Regions from separate parts of the Homo sapiens genome. Here region 1 is linked to region 2. Evidence: chromatin contacts called from ENCODE Hi-C or POLR2A ChIA-PET data. All regions are on one chromosome and are shown on one strand. Each heading gives the region's core, a stretch centred on a gene start or an enhancer-like site at or near the end of the contact. The rest is flanking DNA. Distances are from core to core; before and after follow the strand shown. Region 1 holds the start of ZNF516-AS1 (ZNF516 antisense RNA 1). Region 2 overlaps ZNF516 (zinc finger protein 516).

Region 1 (2,878 bases), core at 27-2,526, 46 kb after region 2:
TTACCTGACGACATAATCAAAGAATGCAAGTGAAAATGAAGCTGGAACAAATGATAAAATGAGCTCTTTTTATTTTACACGGCAGTAGCCAGTATCCTATCAAATAACATGCATGCCTAGCTCTTTTAAGTAACACATCCCTAAACCAAAATACTTCAATCATATTAATAAGGTGGTTTTTAAAATAAGCTGGAAAAGCTCCTTTTGGGAGGCTAGCCACCGTTGCATCTACTCGGGTCATTTTCTTTAATAGTATTTACTCCATAGCCCCATGGTGAACGTACATCACTCAGCTTTTAAATTACCTTCAATCAAGATTCGAAACTGCATGGCAGGCTGACGGGGGCAATGCCTTTCTGCTGTATGTGTAAGTAGGATCCCCACTAAAGTTCCTTTTGTGACTTGCTGGTTAAGTCACACGACGAGCGGACCGGAGGGTCCGAGGGCTCCGTCCTTTGTTACGCAGGGGACACCCCTGGAAGGCCAGCCCAACGCCCACGGGCACATCTGGGCTTTTCCAGGCAGTCCACAGAGCCATCCCCGGCCTCTTTACCGCGGAGACACTGTGAGGTCACACACGCAGAACACAAAACCCCCACGCAGCAGCCCCTCGCGAGGCGCCCCAAGCCCGGGTGCCCACCGCCAACTCCCACCCCAAATCCGCTCGCGGGCGCAGGACCGGTTCAGGTGTGAACACTTATGTAATCGTCCTCGGGGCCACGCCTTTCCCACCGCCCCACCTCCGCCAGAACAAAGTGAAGTTTAAAATAGAAACCAATTACCTGGGCTCCGCCGCGCCTCGGCCCCCGGAGCCCGGTCCACGCCGCCGCGCGGACCCCCGCCTGCCCCGGCCCGGAGCCCCGCGCAGACCCCAGTTCCGGACCGGACCCGCCCCCCTCCCCGGCCCCGGCCCCGGCCCCGGCCCTCCACAGCCCCATCCGCTCGCTCCCCCCAACCCCGCGGCCTGCCCTTCCCCCCGCAGCCCCCTCTCTCCTCCTCCGGGCCTCGCTCCCGCCCCCGCCGGCTCCCCCCGCCCGCCCCGCCCGCCCCCGCCCCCCGGCCCGCACAGACCCCCGCCTTTGTTATGGTGCGAAGTTGGGCTGTGGGTCCGTCTCTTTCACTTCTTGGGTTACAGTGCAGGCGTGTGACGTCCGCTCCACATGACGGGGGCGGGGGGCGGGGGGCGGGCGCCGGGGGGCGGGGGCGGCGGGCCAGGCCCTCCCCGTGCTTCTCCGCCCCTTCCCGCCCCGCCCACGGCCCTCCTCCTGGCAGCCCAGCAACAAGCGGCCACCGCCCCCACCCCGGGGCGGGCAGGTGAGTCCCCCCCCGACCCGCCCCCAGCCCAGAGGGCCGCCCTGCGCTCTCGCCCCCGGCCCCTGGCCGCGCGTGCCCCAGGTCCCCCAGTAGCGCCCCAGCGCCGCTGCTGCTCAGACACACCGAAATAGGAATGATTTAATCCAACGACACCTCCCAGGGCTGCCCAGTCCCGGTTCCGCCGGCTCCTGAGATTGGGGAGGGGCAGAATTGGGTGGAACTCGGGCTGGGGGGCGGAAATGGCCCGAGTGGGAGGGAAGGCGCGGAGTCGGACGCTACCTTGTAACCGAGTTAGATTTCTGCAGAAGAGGAGGACGAAGGTCGCCCACGGACCCTCGGGTGACCTCGGTGCGGCCTGGTGGCCGGGCACACCCGCGCATGGACGAGGTCCCTCCCAGGGGTCTCCCTGCAGGGGTCTCCGGGGAGGTAGTGGGCACGTGGGTCCTTAACCTCTCCATTGCATCATCCCCATCCCGGTGGGTACAGAAGCGCAGCAACCCCGCGGTGCTCCCGGAAGACACCGCGTCTCCAACATTTACACGGAGATGCTGCTCGGCTCAGGTCGGGTCCGTACGCTTCCCGAGGTGCGTACTACGCGAGCCACACACATCACTACCGATATTCCTGAGAAAGTCGGTGCCACAGTAAGTCAGCTGCAAGCGTGGGGTGGCCGGTGACGCGCTGTGCCCGTGAATACGCCCATTGTGCGGGTCAGACGCAGCCAGGGCGCAGCGTTCAGGAGGCGGGTGGGCAGCCGAACTTTCACTGGCCACGAGCGCTTCACCTTCTAGAATTTGCCAGGGACTAGGCATCAACTCCCAGTGAGAAAATCACATGTGAAGTTGGAAGACACATGCTGCCCTTCACTTTTCTACGGAGTTCACATCAGTTTCAGCAATCCGCGTTCTCAGTTCGCTTTGCCCGGGCGAGTGGGTTCCATCATCACCTGAACCAAAAACGCACCAGGGCGCGCGTGCCCAGGCACCAAGGCCAGAGAAACCGCACGTTTCGAGTCCCCAGTTGCTGAGAAACAATCACAGCCCTCCTCTTTTCTCCCCCTTCTGCAGGTTCCGACCTGAATCTGAAAGTGCTTCTAAACCCCATGCTTCACAGAACGTTCGGAGGGGGAGGCGCTCCGTGGGGGCTGCTGCGTGCCCATGTAGCCGAACTGACTCGAATAAAAGCGTGTCCACGTCTACATCACACATCTGTGTAAATGCAGAAGCCTGCGGATGCGCGGGGCTGGCCAGACTTCACAGTGTGCAGACACATGGGCTCATGCACGCGCACGCGCGCGCTCACACACACACCCCAAATTACCTCCGGGATGGAGAAAGCCGCTGCGGATTGGCCAGCAGAGCCGTCACTCACGCCCAGGGGGCAGGGAGACTTCGCAAAGCTGTTTCCTTTTTTTTTTTTCCTCCTCTCCTCCCTACCGTTTCATTTAATGGTAAAACAACAGCAGAGCTCTGAAAGTTAGCCATCTGCGCAGAGTTTGCCTTCTTTAAGGAGGGAGGCGTCAGACGATATCCATTTAAATATATTTTGTACTTCCACAAAGGAT
Region 2 (2,700 bases), core at 21-2,520:
GATGGGACACAGAAAAGAATACTGATAATAGACCTGAGGGGGTGAAGGGGCATGAGCTAAAAAATCAGTGTCGGTGTCAAGAGTGTCCCCATACCTCCCCCACGGGGGTCGGGGATTCTGAGCATTTTGTATTAATACTTCAACTCCCGAGGGCCCAGATAACAGCAAGACAGGAGCCTTCTGAAAAGACAGACCCCATGCTGTGCCCTCTCACAGGCAAATACAGCGCCAGGTAGAAACCTTATCAAGAATTATAGGCTTCACAATGTCTTTCCAGAAAGCCCCGCTTTGGAGGCGCCTAAGGAAACACGAGCAGCCTCAGCAGCAAATGAAAAGCAGCAACACAGAGGTTCTGCTCCTTCCTCCAGGAACGCACCCAGCAGAGCCATGCAACAGAGCGGGCATGAGAGAGATGCCCACCCAGAGGAGCCAAAACCCACTTGCTCCAATAAAAAACAACAATTAGCCAGGCATGATGGTGTGCACCTGTAGTCCCACCTACTCGGGAGGCTGAGGCAGGAGCATCGCTTGAACCCGGGAGAGGGAGGTTGCAGTGAGCTGAGATCATGCCACTGCACCCCAGCCTGGGTGACAGAGCAAGACTCCATCTCCAAAAAAAAAAAAACAACAACAACATTAAAACTTCCCCCAAAACTGGAGAAGTAAATAAGCTTACCAGGAAGATTTCTTAATGACCTTTTACTCCAAGCTAATTTAAATGATTTTGGTCTTGGCACTCATTGTGGATGGCTGTGTAATGATTTATGATGATTTTACAAGGCAAGTGATTCACAGGAAAGCCTCGTCCTTCCCCAGGCCCCAGTTCACTCCCCCACAAAAATGCTGAATCTGATATTCAAAGTATGAATGAAACACACTATTTATATCTAACTTAGTGACTGGATGTGGTATAAAAACCTTACAAGTGCGAACAATCATATAGAAAATACGTTTACAGGGAAGAAAAGAAAAACAACTAAAATCCTGGAAATTGGTGGCTCTGAAATAATTGTACAGACTCCCCTGGACCTCCAACGTTTGTCTATAAAGGATGTTAAATGTCAAGACACTTCTCCAGTTCGAGAGAATTCAACTGCCAGAAGCCAGCTCCAGAGACAGGATTCACCCAGGAGGAGCCCAGGCCTGGTCAGGGCCGTTAGAGACAGCCCTCGAGTGCAGCATGAAGCAAAAGGAGATTTGTTCTGTGCAAAGACTCACACCAATCACCAAAACCCTGTGCTCTAGGGCTATCAGCTCCTGCCTTCTTTCAGAGCAGCAGCTCCTGGGGTCTGCGCCCAGAGAAGCGGCCTCTGTGCCAGCCAGCTGTGTGCCAGCAGCTGTGCACCCGTCAGCGTGCAGGTCACAGGGTCATGGCCAACACAGGGCATTCAGCACAAAGTGCACACGTGCAGTTGGGAACCCTGGTCCCAGCCCTCATGCTCCCAGTCACCAGCCACATGCCTTTCTAGGCGTGTCCTTCACGCCCTCAACTCGTCCCCTCCTCTGTCAGGCACAGAGAAACAATAAGAAGAAGCCACATGTCACCGAAGCCCCTTGCAAATGCCTCCTTCTATAAAATCCAGTGACCCCCTCAGAGCCCACAGCATCCAGACCCCAGGGACATCCAGGCAAACACACACCTGGCACTTAGGCCCCTCTTCTCATCCCAGGCAGCTTCCTACCCTGCAGGTACCCTTCCAGGAGTGCTGGGGAAATACAGACACTCTCGCTCGTGGATCACCAGAGCCCCCAAATACAGCCCCATCTAGCCCAGCTCAGCAGCACAGCCTCGGCATCCTGGGCCATGACCACGGCTGAGCGGAAGATGGCACAGTATCAAGGAGCATGGCCCTTGTACATCTGAAAGGCCTTTGTGCCAGCATCGGACCCATCCAATCCTTGCACAGCCTTGACTCCCCGGTACCCCCGCCCTAGCTAGAGCCTGAACCCTGGCCCTCAGGCACCCGGTGACTAGAGAATGCAGTCTCCATTTCCTTAAACTCACTTAAAAGCTTTCCCCGAAACTTGCAGAGCCCTGCAATTTACAGGCAGACGTTCAAGGAGCAGCATCCACGATGCTCTGCGATCAACAAAGCAAGCTCTTCCTTCTTTCCTATTTCCTGCTCACTACCTCTCCGCCTGTCCCATCTTTCAAAAATAAGACCTGCTGTAAATCCCTGTGAGAACTGCACAGGATGTGTTTTTAGACTTAAGAACATTGTGAAGGGAAAGATACATAAATGTAGAAATAGAAAAAGTGCTGAGACAGTAACCAAGTTAAGCCCAAACCGCCATTATCTGAAGGACACGTGAGCAAAGCTGCCTCTGCCCAGGGGTTGATTAAGTGATCCCCTCCTGATGTCCACAGTTGACTAGCAAAGTTTCTCAAACCTTAAAGAAACAGTCAAAAATTAATTCCCTGCAACGAACTCTCCTAAGGGGTTACTCAGTGGCCAAATCAAAAGATCTCTGTAATCATTCTTTTTAGCTGCAGGCAAAAATTGCTATTTAAGACAAGGGCATCCCTTCCAAAAAAAGAACAAGAATGCTGTCCTCAGAGCTTCCAACTTCAAAACACGCCATGGGCGGCCGCCCCAATTAGGAGGATTATTGGGACGTCAGCGGCCCTGCTGGCACGACGGGCTGTGCTTTAAATCCCGCCAACCCCTGTAAGCCAGGAGGGTTTCGATGGGATGCCTC

The links. A loop is a pair of places that touch in the nucleus more often than their neighbours do. ChIA-PET counts read pairs that join two places held with the same protein, here RNA polymerase II (POLR2A). Pooled maps may share reads with other maps.
Region 1: a map of sigmoid colon shows a loop between it and region 2 (4-fold over the local background). The contact joins the promoter of ZNF516-AS1 here to the enhancer-like site in region 2. A Hi-C loop is called at or near these places in 47 of 168 maps with a recorded cell type or tissue (CD14-positive monocyte, CD4-positive, alpha-beta T cell, CD4-positive, alpha-beta memory T cell and 30 more), 20 of 37 single-sample maps with no recorded cell type and 43 of 50 pooled maps. POLR2A ChIA-PET finds 5 or more read pairs at or near these places in 11 of 52 experiments (A673, BJ, CD4-positive, alpha-beta T cell and 7 more).

What each region holds. Positions count from the first base shown.
Region 1 is chr18:76,490,376-76,493,253 of GRCh38, forward strand. It overlaps ZNF516-AS1 (ZNF516 antisense RNA 1), which reads left to right and starts at 1,277. Exons shown (of 2, transcript NR_136504.1): 1 at 1,277-1,314; 2 at 2,382-2,878. The region is part of intron 1 of ZNF516 (zinc finger protein 516); the gene reads right to left. RefSeq lists a silencer at 1,179-1,268 and enhancers at 1,929-1,978, 2,659-2,798.
Region 2 is chr18:76,444,646-76,447,345 of GRCh38, forward strand. All of the region lies in intron 2 of ZNF516 (zinc finger protein 516), which reads right to left. Among named protein-coding and RNA genes, the nearest start is that of ZNF516-AS1, 46 kb to the right of the region's middle. RefSeq lists enhancers at 1,453-2,031, 2,032-2,610, 2,611-2,700. Within about 2 kb of position 1,271, at least 8 of the 41 ENCODE cell types and tissues checked have a DNase peak (open chromatin) inside an H3K27ac peak, as active enhancers do; they include gastrocnemius medialis, heart right ventricle and ovary, where a contact is called at or near this core.